2 separate regions of the Homo sapiens genome follow, and region 1 is linked to region 2. Evidence: chromatin contacts called from ENCODE Hi-C data. All regions are on one chromosome and are shown on one strand. Each heading gives the region's core, a stretch centred on a gene start or an enhancer-like site at or near the end of the contact. The rest is flanking DNA. Distances are from core to core; before and after follow the strand shown. Region 1 overlaps UTRN (utrophin). Region 2 overlaps UTRN (utrophin).

Region 1 (6,641 bases), core at 1,263-3,762, 410 kb after region 2:
CTTTAATATTGATGAAATGCTATACTTTCACCTAGCAATCACTCTCATAGTGGAAATCAAGCACATATTCTTTTGGAAGTGAAATATTGTGAAATTTATACACATTTTTGTAAAAGTCAAATACATGGCCTTGTATTATCTAACACTGAGAATCCAAGGAGGTAGAAGTTATTCAAATCAAAACAATTATTAAAATGAGTGGGGAAGTGTAAACAAAGTCCCAATTAATACATTTAATAATTGTTATCCTTTGCTGCTTGGAATCTTTGGCTTTATTATATTTCTTGGACTTCAGCCATGGTTATAAAAGAAGCCTGTTTAGTTAGGCACAAAATAAAAACTGACCTATTAGCCTGGTGCCAACACTGAAATGAGGTTGGCTCTAATGAGAAATGTAACATACCTACTTCCTCATTTTCATCCCTGTTTATACTTTGGTGGGCATAGATTGAGAACAGAGTGCTTGCCTTTTATAAAGAGAGGAGGAATTGTTGAGTAGAAGAATTGCTCAGCTAGTGTTCAGAAATTGAGATCACATCTGAGCTCGACCGTTTATTTACTGGCTGTCACTCTTTGGGCAAGTTATTTTATCTCTACACATTTAGTTCCTCATCTATCAAATGGAACTTTAACGTGTATCTTGCTGGCTTCCTTACCGAAAACATATATTTGAAAATGCTTGGCAAAGTTTAGAATGCTGAATAGTTGTAAGATATTAATGTGACATGAAATTGAGAAAAAAAGTATTGGTGACAACTGGCTACGTGAGGATCTGATGATATTTGCAAAGTATGAAAATTCCAAGTATTATTTGAATTTTTATATTTGTTCATTTAGCAAAATTCTTTTATGGCACTAAATTCACATGTACTATTCTTCTTAAATAAGTCTTAAAATAATTGGTTAATGTAGGAATAATATATTTTTTATAAGTAAGAAGTAACTAGAATTGTAAAAAAAAAAAAAAAAAAAGTACCTCAATTTAAAAACCCCATAAAATCTCAGTCATAGTAAGGTCTAGTGCAAAAGTAGGAGACTGGGCTCTCTGTATGTTTCAGATGAAAGTAAGAAATTGGGATTTTTCTGCCTAGACGATTGCCTTGGTTCTTCACAACTTTTTGCCTATTTTTAAATTCCTTCTTTTTAAATGTTATAGAATTGAATTTACTTAAATGCCATCTGTACTCAATAGCTACTCCTGTGACTACGATGCAAAGTAAACAATGTTATTAGTCATCTGGAAAATTCGGTCTTGAAAAATCTAATTTTTAATCTGGATATACCAGGTAAAATTAATTTTGGTTTTAGCTTTATCAAAAATATATATGGAGTACAGTTTCCAGATGGCACTAAGGTTTAAACTGTAGTATTTATAAGCAACACCATTTGAAAGTTTAAAAGTATTTTTATCAACAGGTTAGATTAGTTGGCATTAGACCTTGAACCTGTATTGTTTCTTGTTTTACTTCAAATGAATCCTTAAAGCCATTTTTTGTTTGGCCCAGTGGATCTCATAATTATAGGAATCCAGCTCAGAAACCAGAGCAGTTCATTGAATTTGCTATAAAATGTTCAGTTGTTTTGCATTAAGGTGTAAGGCTTTTTGGTTTCCAACGTTTCCAATAATCTCCCTTTGTTTCCTCAGCGTCAGTCCAGCTGCCGTGGCAAAGATCCATTTCACATAATAAAGTGCCCTATTACATCAAGTAAGTTGATTTTAATTCTCCTTTATGATACCAAGAAAATCATGTTTTATTGATAACTTAAGAGGCTTCTCTCCCCATAACTTTTAAAAATAGAATTCAGTCCTATTATCTGAAAGAAACTGTGATATAGTTAATATTAAAAAGAAACTACTTTTAACATGAGAATTATATTTTTCATGTATCAGATTAGGGATATAGGTGTGTTTAGCTGATATATTTTAAAGTAGAGATTTAAATATTTGGAGACAGACAATAAGCTATGATGGCCATACTGTATTCCAGCCTGGACAACAAAGCAAGATCCAGTCTCTAAAAAGTAAAAAAAAAAAAAATTGGAGAAAAATGACAGAATTTCAAAATACTCTTGACATAATGATATTTGTCAAATTGTACAAATTCTAAACCATTTTTCTTCCTCTAAGAAAATCCATATAAAAATGTCTTATACTCTTGTCATTTTATTCCACCAATAAGAAATAATGATTTATCATGAAAAAGTGAAATATTGTCAAGTTTTTCTTTGTCTTATAGAAGTTATCTGCATTATTAGCATAGGCTCATCATTCTTTGATTCTGTTGTCCAGTTAGTTTCTCCTTCTTGCATACTGTTTCTTCTTCTTATATGACATTTTATAAGTTTTGTATAATTTACACAGGCTCTTAGTAGGCGTTGATCCTTGGCTTAGGGCTATATATTGTCATGGAACAGAATGATAAAATTCTACTTCTATAGTCCCTTGGAGTGTAACTTAGTAAAGATATTAATTTACAACGTGCTCTAGTGATGAGTCATAGTTGACCCTATTTTATGTGTCAGACGAACAGCATCATAATCATGACAACACTTACTTATTGTCAGGAGACAGCTCTGTCTCAGGTTAGCTGTGTGACCTCAGGTAAGTCAGATGAAGATCTCTGGGCCAAGTTTCCTTTTTATCATTTCTAACATGGGGTGTGGTATCTCCAAAATCTATACAAATGCTAATAATCTGCTCTTCCAGTATACTTCCTGAAAACGTTGTGTGAAGTCCATGTTGGTGAAATAGTCTTTTCTTATAATTTTTTATTACAGTCTGAGATGTAAGCTCAGGGTAAAAAACAGGTTTGCATAATATATAATAAATATAATAAGCAATATACGTTACATTAGCTTATGGGAGTTTAATATTTTTATCAGTGTATAACCTACAATGCACTGAGTTGTGAACTGAGTTGAGAACAAGGTATTAAAGCAATTGATTGGTGTCAAATTTGCCCAAGTAAGAATGGAAAGAGGTCAGACGCTGGTTAAGTTGGCATGTCTCTAGTGAAAGAAGATGTGATTATCTAACTGAAAATGTTTAAAACTGTTTACATTTTTATTGTACACTATAACAATAATAATAGTAATAGTATTAGAGAACTTTAATTTGCTTGGTTGAATATTGACTTGAATTTAATCTTACAAATTTAGATATAAATCTGATGTACTGTGGTAGGCAAAATAATAACTGCTCCCAACCCCTGAAAGATGCTCACATCATAATCCCTGGAACCTGTGAAAATGTTAGGTTACAAAGCAAGGGAGAATTAAGGTCGTAAATGGAATTAAGGTTGCAAATCAACTGACCTTTAATTAGGGAGATTATTCTGGATTATCCTGATGGGCTTAATGTAATCCCAGGGGCCTTTAAAAGTGGCAGGGGAGGCAGAGATTTGAGAATGCTAGCTACTAGCTTGGAAGGTAAAGGAAGCAGACATGATCCTTAAATGCAGGCAGCTTCTAGAAGCTGGAAAAGGCAAAGAAATGGGATTCTCTCTTAGAACCTCCAGAGAAGGAATTCAGCCCTGCCAACTTTGATTTTATCCCAGGGAGACATTTTTGTAACAGCAATAGAAAATTAATGCATGTACTATAAAAAAATCAAGAAGTTCACGCAAATTAATTGAAATTAATTAATTTATTGAATTGACTTAGAGTCTTTTATCATCTGATTTTTTTAAAAATGCAAACTGGATCTAGTTTTTGGGTTTTACTAAATAAAAAAAATTAAATATCTTGCTTTATGTTTATATCATGATTATCTGTGTGGTTTGGGACTTTTAAAGTCCATCCTTAATTTTAGCTCTTTTTTAAAAATGAATTTCTATATGTTTAGGTTAATTATATATGACTGAGAATTGTCTAAATCAGAATTTCTCTAATTCAAAATGTTTATAATTTTGGAAGGATCTGGTAGGATTGTATTCTTGTTCTTGTGGGGCAGAGTTCTTATGGGGCAGATTGGTAGAATAAAAGTTAGTTTTACCTGGCTTCCCATTGGCTAGAGCACTATTACCAGCACTGGAAAATAGATATAATATAATGATGGCCACTATTTTAAATAATAACGTTTAGGACTGTAGCATTTAAAAAAATCTTCTCCATCACCAGTAAAAGATCAGATTGTTTAAAATATATGTAGTTTTAGTGTTAAATGTCTTTTAAGTCTTCCAAATTTTTAGAAATGTGCTCATTTGTATATAGCAAATTCCCATTTTCACAAAACTTGTTTAACCAGGATCTTTCATTGTGTAATTTAACAGTTTATTTCCTCATGAAGAAGGAACATCAAATTCTGAAGGTAGAGTTATAAAAGCCAGTATTTATGTGTGAAGAATTGTTATGAAAACAAAATTTAATTCCCAAATTAATAACCAAGCAAATGGAGAATGAAAAAGCTTTTAATATACACTTCCCTTTGCGTGGCTTCAAAAGTAGAAGAAAAATGTTTAAAACAAATTTTGCATGATTGCCATGCAATGAGAATTTCCTGGAGCAAATTAGAATGTATATGGCTAACAAAAAATAATATTCAGGTAGAAATATTCAACGTTTTTGGTGTTTAAGTATATCATCTTTGTATTCACTGTTAGAATATGGCCAGAAAGTTGAAAGGAGACTAGGAAGGGCAAATTATTTTTATGTCATATTTTAATTTTATAGATCACTTAAAGCCCACTTTGATGGCTTCCCACTGCATTTCTGTCTCTCTAGGTAATTCCTTATTAATATTTTGAAGTGCACTGCGGTGGCTCCATGGCTCATGTGTTTGTAGAAAATGAAAGAATATAAATCTGAACTGAAAGAGTCTATATAGTATAAACCCCTCTATTTGTTGATATCTTAAGTTAAAACTAGTCTATATAGTATAAATCCCTCTATTTGTTAATATCTTAAGTTAAAACTAGTCTATATAGCATAAACCTCTCTATTTGTTAATATCTTAAGTTAAAATTAACATTTGAAAATTTTATTTGCTTCCTCTAAGGTAGACTTTCTGAAACTGATCTAGTTATTTCTTTTTTCCTAGTATAGTGCAATGAGAGCTCATTGTATTCAGGGTTTAAGAACATTTAAAATGGGGCCGGGTGCAGTGGCTCATGCTTATAATCCTAATGCTTGGGAGGCTGAGGCGGGTGGATTGCTTGCCCCCAGGAGTTCAAGACCAGCCTGAGCAACATGACAAAACCCCATCTCTACAAAAAATTAGCTGGGCATGGTAACATGCGCCTATAGTCCCAGCAGTCAGGAGGCTGAGGTGGGAGGATCACTTGAGCCCGGGAGGTCAAGACTGCAGTGAGCCATGATCACACCACTGCACTACAGTCTGGGCAACAGAGTGAAACTCTGTCTCCTTAAAAAATAATAATAATAATAATAAATAAAGAGAGAGAGAAAAAGAAAATTTAAAATGGTTCTTGCTGCCTTCACAATATACAAAAATCTGCCATAAAAGCCAGATATCTCTCATTGTAAATTTTTGGTTATGTATTTTGCACAAGTTGTTCATTTCCTCAGATAAAAGTCAACTTCCAGGGAATATGAGGAATAAGAGGAATGAAAGCTTTGGGTTCGGTTGAACTTTCTTAATGCATCACATTAACCATGTAAAATTCACCATTTCTCAGTTTGCCACAGAAATAATAATAACATATAATAATGATAAATAGTTGCTGTGGGAAGTAATAATGATCATTGTAATAAATTACATTTTTGAACAGTCATTTATTTGCCAGGTGTTGTGCTGAATCTTGTGCATAGATGATCTCTTTTAATTCTCTCATTAGCCAAGTGAAGTATAGGTACTATAATTACCCCCATTTACACATAAGTCTTAATGAATTATCAATAACTGCATTAAAAGTAATTAATAAGCACGCTTACAGCTTGCTTGAGATTACACAGCTGGTAAATAGAAGAGCTAGTGTTCAAACCCAGGGATTGTCTACAGCTCCTGAACTCCTGATCACTATGCGGTGCTGTGTCCTGGCCCCAATATTAGTTGAGTCAGAGGACGGAAGTTTTTAGTCCCATGGAAACTTTGAATAGGATGAAGGATTATATTTAGGAAGGAGGATAGTAGTGGAGAAAGTATGAGCAAACATCCTTTCTTTCATACCATAGACGGTTACCATTTACTATGCACCTCCTGTGTGCCAGCAACTGAGTCCAGCTGTCCAAGGACAAAGCCCATGCTTTTTCCAGTACTCCACACTGCCGTTGTATAGGCTTTTCCATAGGCTAATTTCTACAGGAGGATCTATTTTCTAGATGTTTAAAGCAGTTTCACACTGTGGTCTGGTAATGGACAAAGGTGCTTTTTCATAGATAGGAAGATGTCATTCCCACAGTGCTTGCCAGTTGGACCTTGAGAGGAACTCTGAGGTGGGGAAACACACTCTTTGGCCTTCCTCTATCTTTCCCCATTCACATGATCTGAAGATTTCTGTCAACTGGTAGATTTAAGTATCTGCGAGTAAGATGGCCAACAAAGCTGGCTTATAAGTCCTAAGGGACTTGAAACACAGATGGTTCTCTATACATCCGGCCTGTTGGTAAGTCACAGTATTTAATAGAATTTAATAAGATGTAGTTAGGAAATAAGATTTTCCTTTTTCCTTATAACACCTTCT
Region 2 (6,815 bases), core at 1,729-4,228:
TGAAATGAATAATTTGGAGGCGGGACTGGCCATTTAGGCATCTATGAAGGCCCAGATGACTCATGTCTGGAAATTGCCACTGCTCAGGAAACCACTCCTGGGAGCCCTGCTCGTTTTGCCATCCTTCCTGCTTTCTTGCCTGCTGACAGGACTCTATGTCAGCTGTTTCCTTTTTAGATGGAAGGGTTAAAAGATTCACTACTTGGGTCCCCCATTAGAATCACCAACATGCTTGTGCCCCACAGTCAGAGATCGTGACTTGATTGGACTGAGGCCCTGCTCTGTAGCTTGTCAAAAGCCAGCCAAGGGTGTCCAATGTGGAGGGTACAGGGGAATGTATTCGTCCCCCACTAGACTGAAAGCTCCATGGGAGGGAGTAGAGGCAGCTTTGTTACTGCTGCCTCCTAGCACCTGAATGTGTGCCTGATGTGCAGAAGAGGCTCAGTAGCTGCTTGTGGAATGAATGAATGAATTAGTTCCTTTGAGTAACAGGAAGTTGGAAGAAGATTGGACAGAGGCTTAGTTATGGTCTTTGCTGATGTAGGAGAGTGTGCTATGTTAGGCTGAACAGTGGCTGTCATCTTGGAAGACACTCCAGGAAAAGGTCACAGGGGAACAGGTGGCTGATCTGGGGGAATGCTGAACAGACCTCTCAGAAGAGACAAGGCTCCAGGGCAGTGGTGTCCTTATGAGGCAAGGCAGGTTGAGAACTTTGGGAAAGAGAATTTCATCAGGGGCTGAGTGTGTGTGTGTGAATGTGGATGTGAGGCCAGATGGGGACACTCCTGGGAGAATCTCCTGAACTGTGGCTTATTCTTTGTTTTTTTTTTTTGTTTTTTTTTTTGAGACTAAGTCTCGCTGTGTTGCCCAGCCTGGAGTGCAGTGACACAGTCTTAGCTCACTGTAGCCTTGACCTCCCAGGCTCAAGTGATCCTCCCACCTCAGTCTCCTGAGTAGCTGGGACTATAGGTATGTGCTCCCATACCTGGCTAATTTTTAATAGTTTTTCTGTAGAGATGGGATCTCACTATGTTGCCCAGGCTGGTCTTGAACTCCTGAGCTCGAGTGATCCTCCCTCTTGGCCTCCCAAAATGCTGGGATTACAGGCCTGAGCCACCATGCCCAGCCGTGACTCACTCTTAAAGGAGCTCAAGTCTTTTGTGTTGGAACTCCAGGAGGTTGACGACCACACTCATCTATTCAGTCAGCATTTGCTAGGTACCTAGCACACGCCCAGCTCTGGGGAGGTATGGGGATATAAAAATGAAGGTGATTTGATTCTTCCCCCGTGGAGGTTAGGACCTGGAAAGGATGGTGTGTGAAGTGAATGCTAGGTTTGCTGGTGGCTGAAAGGAAGGAACGTTGTCATCTTTGTCATATGTTAGGGATTGCCAGACCCACCAGTTGACTATATCCAAATAAAGGAACACAGAATTTGGAGTGATCACAGGGCAGTGAGATTTGTCTGGGAAGATATCTTAGGACTCGTGAATTTTTTGCAGATCTTAATAATTATAGAGAAAATGAGTAGGTGGTTAGGAAGACCAGGTAACTATAACTTACAGAGGTGAGAGAATGAGAATTGTTAAGTTGGGAGAAAAAGAGTAGAAAGAGCGACATGTGAAAGAAAAGAATCGGCCGGTGCGGTGGCTCATGCCTGTAATCCCAGCACTTTGGGAGGCCGAGGCGGGCAGATCACCTGAAGTCGGGAGTTCAAGACCAGCCTGACCAACATGGAGAAACCCTGTCTCTATTAAAAATACAAAATGAGCCGGGCCTAGTGGCGCATGCCTGTAAACCCAGCTACTAGGGAGGCTGAGGCAGGAGAATTGCTTGAACCTAGGAGGCAGAGGTTGTGGTGAGCAGAGGTTGCGCCATTGCACTCTAGCCTGGGCAACAAGAGCGAAACTCCATCTCAAAAAAAAACAAAAACAAAAGAAAAGAATCTTGGGTGGAGAAAATGAGAAATGGGATTAACATGGTACTGAGCAGTTCTTTTTTTTTTGTTTTGAGACGGAGTCTCGCTCTGTCGCCCAGGCTGGAGCGCGTGATGGGATCTCGGCTCACTGCAAGCTCCTCCTCCCGGGTTCACGCCATTCTCCTGCCTCAGCCTTCCGAGTAGCTGGGACTACAGGCGCCCGCCATCACGCCCGGCTAATTTTTTGTATTTTTAGTAGAGACGGGGTTTCCCCGTGTTAGCCAGGATGGTCTGGATCTCCTGACCTCGTGATCCGCCCGCCTCAGCCTCCCAAAGTGCTGGGATTACAGGCATGAGCCACGGCGCCTGGCCCTGAGCAGTTCTTTAAGGGATGAGACTTGGCCCTCAAGATCTGGGTTTCCATTACCCCTGCCATCGTCAGGGTAAGTCACTGAACCTCTGAGAAGGGGACTCCCAACCAGGAGGATCACAGGATCTCCCAACCAGGGAGGATGCCCCGGGAGAGTGTGGTCAGGATTCATGATGTTACACATTTTAAAGTTCTTTGCAAGCTATAGTAATAGTTCCAGGTAAATAAATGGAATAATAAATTCTGTAAAAATTATAAAAACCTAGTCTGTTGATAATGGGCTCTTTTAGGTAGAGTCTAGGGTAGGAAATCAAACATTATATTCATCATGGTACTTGAAATATATTTAAGCTGAAGCTGTGCACTCCATCATGTTTTTGATATATTTTTCCTTGGCATTACTTGAAAGGCATGCTCATGAAACTGGATTTGGATCTGTTTCATGTTTTCACTTGCGTTCTCTGACCCCTACTTAGAGGGCACCAGGTGCTTCCTATTCTAACCGTTTGCAAATTCAAGACTTGGTTGGAGGGCCATTCAGGGGACTGGTGTGGGGTTAGATAGGATCTGGACACAGCGACTCCCTCGCTCCTGCTCCAGTATTTTGACCTTAATTTGAACAGTTCAATGAACTGGCAACTGAAGTCGTTTTTTCCCACTGAACTAGACCTTTCATTGTTTTGCAGAGGAAGATGACTCATAGCCAGGTTCTACCATTGTGCTAAAGTGAAATTTTAGTCTAGGACTAAAGGAACACAGGCCAAACTTTCTGTCTGAGCTGCAGAGTATTGAAACTTAGATTGTGAGCTGGGCAGGAATTCCTGTGGCCCTCTGTGTGGAGTTGCTCTCAAGGAAAAGGAGCATTTAAATACGTTTTTGACTCCAAATTTAATTTTTAGTAATATAGTTCAAATGTCCTTTAAAATATCTTAAGTAATCAGACTGTTTTCTAAAAAAAAAAAAAATGTAATGCAAAATGAAAATTCTACAAAGTAGAAAACTGTCATTTCCTTCCTCTCTCCAAAACCATTGTTAATAGTTTCGTTTCTTCTGCTACCCTTGTTTTCTATGAATGTAAAAATGTATGCCTCTATGGGTGAGCATGGCTTTTCTTTTTTGAACCAAAATTGAAACCATCCTGATTTAGTGGCATCCCACTTAAAACATTATTAAAAACTACCTGTGTACATGTATCTTCGCTTACTTGGGCAATTGCTGGGGCAAATATGCTTTTACTGTTAAATCGTCATCTACAACAGATGACATGTAGAGAGATGAAATGTAGTCTATAGTTGTTTGAACTTGCATTTCTTTTTTTGTGGAACTGAACTTCTCTGCATATGTTTATTGGCTCTTTGGACAAATTCGTCAGTGATTTGGCTTTTCATGCATTGCTCATTTTCTTTTGTTGCTTGGATCCCTGACTTTTATACTCTTAATGATTCCAAGGGAAATTCCTACAAAATGGCAGATTTGGGAGGACTTATTTGAATTTCTTTTGAGTTCTAAAATGGTTAACTGCTACCTTAAAAGATAGATATTATTTTCAGATATCTAGGACAGAGGTTTGAGTCTTTGGACTTAGATTCTATAGTATTTTCTTTCTTTTTTTGGCTGATATGGAAGACGTCATCATCCCAAACTGTGCTGAGACTAGTAGTTATTTAGATACACTATTTTATTACATTTTCGTATACTGATAAATTATTTCCATATGGATGGTAAGTCCCAGATTTATTTATGAAAAAAACCATTTTTTATATATTTTATGGAACATGGAGTTAGCAGAAAGATGCTGTGGAGTTAGGCTTAAAATTAAGCCCTAACTATTCTGCCTCCTGTTTTGGGGCTGTTGTCAGTCTTTAAAGGTACATCTTTGTAAAATTTTTTGAACATAACTTGACAGATTGCAAGAAGGATTATAATAAATGGTGTCTGTTTGTGTTAGAGTATTTCAAGTCAGTACAGGAAAAAATACATTTAGATGCTAAGTGAAGATAAGACATTAGTTTAAATGAGGCCCCGTATGCACCATCATATTGAAAATTTACCAGTGTGTCCTCGTCCTTCAATTTAGATTCGTTAGTGATTTTTCACATCAAAGCATTGAAGCTGTAATTCTATGTTGGGTTCATTTAACCACAGATCCAGTAAATGGCAGGAAATAGAGAGCTATACAGGACAGCAAATGGCCTGCAGTTGTGTGGAGGATATCTTTGTGGCAAGATGCCCCAGATGTTTTGCTGTTTTCAAAGTTTGCTATCATTTGTTCAGAAAGGTTTTCATTGCTTGCAAGCAAGCAGGCAAGCAAAGGAAAAGGGCACGCAGCCGCCTCCCCTATGATTCTGTGCTCTTTGCCTTTGATGCCTTATATAAAAAGCTTTATTTAGTCTGCAGAGAGGTTATTTCTCCAAATAGAGGTGAACTGTCATAGTAGTCTGGAAACGTGATAGATTTCAGTTGAATGCCGCTGATCCAAATACTCTGAAAGGCTGGGCTGTGTGGCACTTGTAAGATAGGCACCTTGCACAGATTCTTCCAGGTCACTTGCACATATCGCCAGTAGAAATACCTCATCAGATAGCGATCCACTTGGCACTCTGAGAAGCAACTCCTATCACACCGACACTGCTACTTTTCTCCTGGCTCAGCCAGTCTCTTGCTGGGAACCTGCTGCCAGAGTTAGTCACTTGGCTTCTGCCCTGGCCTATTTTCTTGTTGACTTCTGGATTCTGTGCCTTTAGCTTCTCCTTGGACTCATTGGCCATTACTCTCTTTCTGGTGTTAGTAGCTCCTAGACTGTGTTTGACAGAAGAAATTTATTCCCCTAGCAAATTCACTTTCTACTGAGGTAACTCTAACCCACCCATGCAATCTAGCATCTGCCAATACTCTGAGACCCACTGATTGTTAATCAGTATTTATTATCTAACTCTGAGTAACGAGTGTTATAGCAGGAAAAGTAGAATCTTTTTTGTGTGTGTACGAATGTGGTTTAAGGGACTTTTGGGGATAGAGGAGAAATAAACACCTTGAAATGAATTATTATATTTTACCTTTGCCCATGTGAATTCTTTAAAATAATTATTAAATTCTCACTTTGCTTATATGCATTAAAAATTTCATAGTGATGGTATTTAAAGAGGGAGGTTATGGACATTTTGCAAGTTGGTTGAGGCAATAGTTCTCATTTCCCTTTTCATGTCCCACGGGACATGTCATATCTGTCTGCCTCCCTCCTATGCATTTCTCCTGCTGTTGCAAGGAGAATCTTATGTTTTATGATGAAAATTTATTTGGTGACTAAGTGAAGTGTGCACTATTCTTTTAAAAAGTCCTTGAGATTGCATTCTGTATATTTGCTGAATTTGTTACTAGGCCTTACGCTGCAACATTTCTGAGTAATCAAATCTAAATAAAAATAAAAGGTCGTTCAAGGTAAATCTATGTCTTGATTACTGAAATAAAGTATTGACATTTATTTCCCATAATTTGGGAAGTTATTCAGTAAATAATATTTGCCTGGTGTTTTATAATGAATCATTTTTATCATATTGGGTTTGTGTTAGGAAGACTGTCAGCATTGATTTTCCAGTAGTTTTCTAAATTTTCTCATCTATTTATGTTTCTTCTTCTTCTTTTTCTTTTTTTCTTTGAGACAGGGTCTTGCTCTGTCAACCAAGCTAGAGTGTAATGGCATGAGCTAGGTTCACTGTAGCCTCGATCTCCGGGGGTCAAGCAGTCCTCCCACCTCAGCCTCCTGAGTAGCTGGGATTACAGGCATGTGCCACCACGCTCAGCTCATTTTTCGGATTTTTTTTTTATTTGGGTAAGAGTCTCGCTCTGTTGCCCAGGCTGGAGTGCAGTGGTGCGATCTCAGCTCACTGCAACCTCCCCTTCCCAGGTTCAAGCGATTCCCTTACCTCAGCCTCCCGAGTAGCTGGGACTACAGGCGCATGCTACCATGCCTGGCTAATTTTTTGTATTTTTAGTAGAGATGGGGTTTCACCGTGTTAGCCAGGAACGTCTTGATCTCCTGACCTTGTGGTCCACCTGCCTCTGCCTCCCAAAGTGCTGGGATTTTAGGCGTGAACCAACGTGCCCGGCCCTTCTGATTTTTTTTTTTTTTTTTAAATAGAAACAAGGTCTCACTATTCCCAGGTTAGGGTCTTGAACTTCTGGGCCCAAGTAATCCTTCTGCCTTGGCCTCCCAAAGTGCTGGGATAACAGGCGTGAGCCACTGTGCCTGGCTATTTATGTTTCCTAATTACTGCAGTGCTCATGTTTCTGTCAGCTTCAACTATGCCACACATGACTAGGAATTAGAAATAAGAAAACAGTAACCAGCCTGGCCAACATGGCAAAACCCTGTCTCTACTAAAAATACAAAAATTAGCTGGGTGTGGTGGTGAGTGCCTGTAATCTCAACTACTTGGGAGGCTGAGGGACGAGAATCGCTTGAACCTGGGAGTCGGAGGTTGCAATGAGCTGAGATACTGCCATTAAACTCCAGCCTGGGCAACAGAG

What was found. A loop is a pair of places that touch in the nucleus more often than their neighbours do. Pooled maps may share reads with other maps.
Region 1: a map with no recorded cell type shows a loop between it and region 2 (2.1-fold over the local background). The contact joins two enhancer-like sites. A Hi-C loop is called at or near these places in 2 of 37 single-sample maps with no recorded cell type and 3 of 50 pooled maps.

Annotation. Positions count from the first base shown.
Region 1 is chr6:144,756,284-144,762,924 of GRCh38, forward strand. It overlaps UTRN (utrophin), which reads left to right. Exons shown (of 75, transcript NM_007124.3): 58 at 1,646-1,706. Among named protein-coding and RNA genes, the nearest start is that of SNORA98, 350 kb to the left of the region's middle. Within about 2 kb of position 2,513, at least 2 of the 41 ENCODE cell types and tissues checked have a DNase peak (open chromatin) inside an H3K27ac peak, as active enhancers do.
Region 2 is chr6:144,347,018-144,353,832 of GRCh38, forward strand. The region is part of intron 2 of UTRN (utrophin); the gene reads left to right. Among named protein-coding and RNA genes, the nearest start is that of SNORA98, 55 kb to the right of the region's middle. RefSeq lists an enhancer at 2,162-2,271. Within about 2 kb of position 2,979, at least 16 of the 41 ENCODE cell types and tissues checked have a DNase peak (open chromatin) inside an H3K27ac peak, as active enhancers do.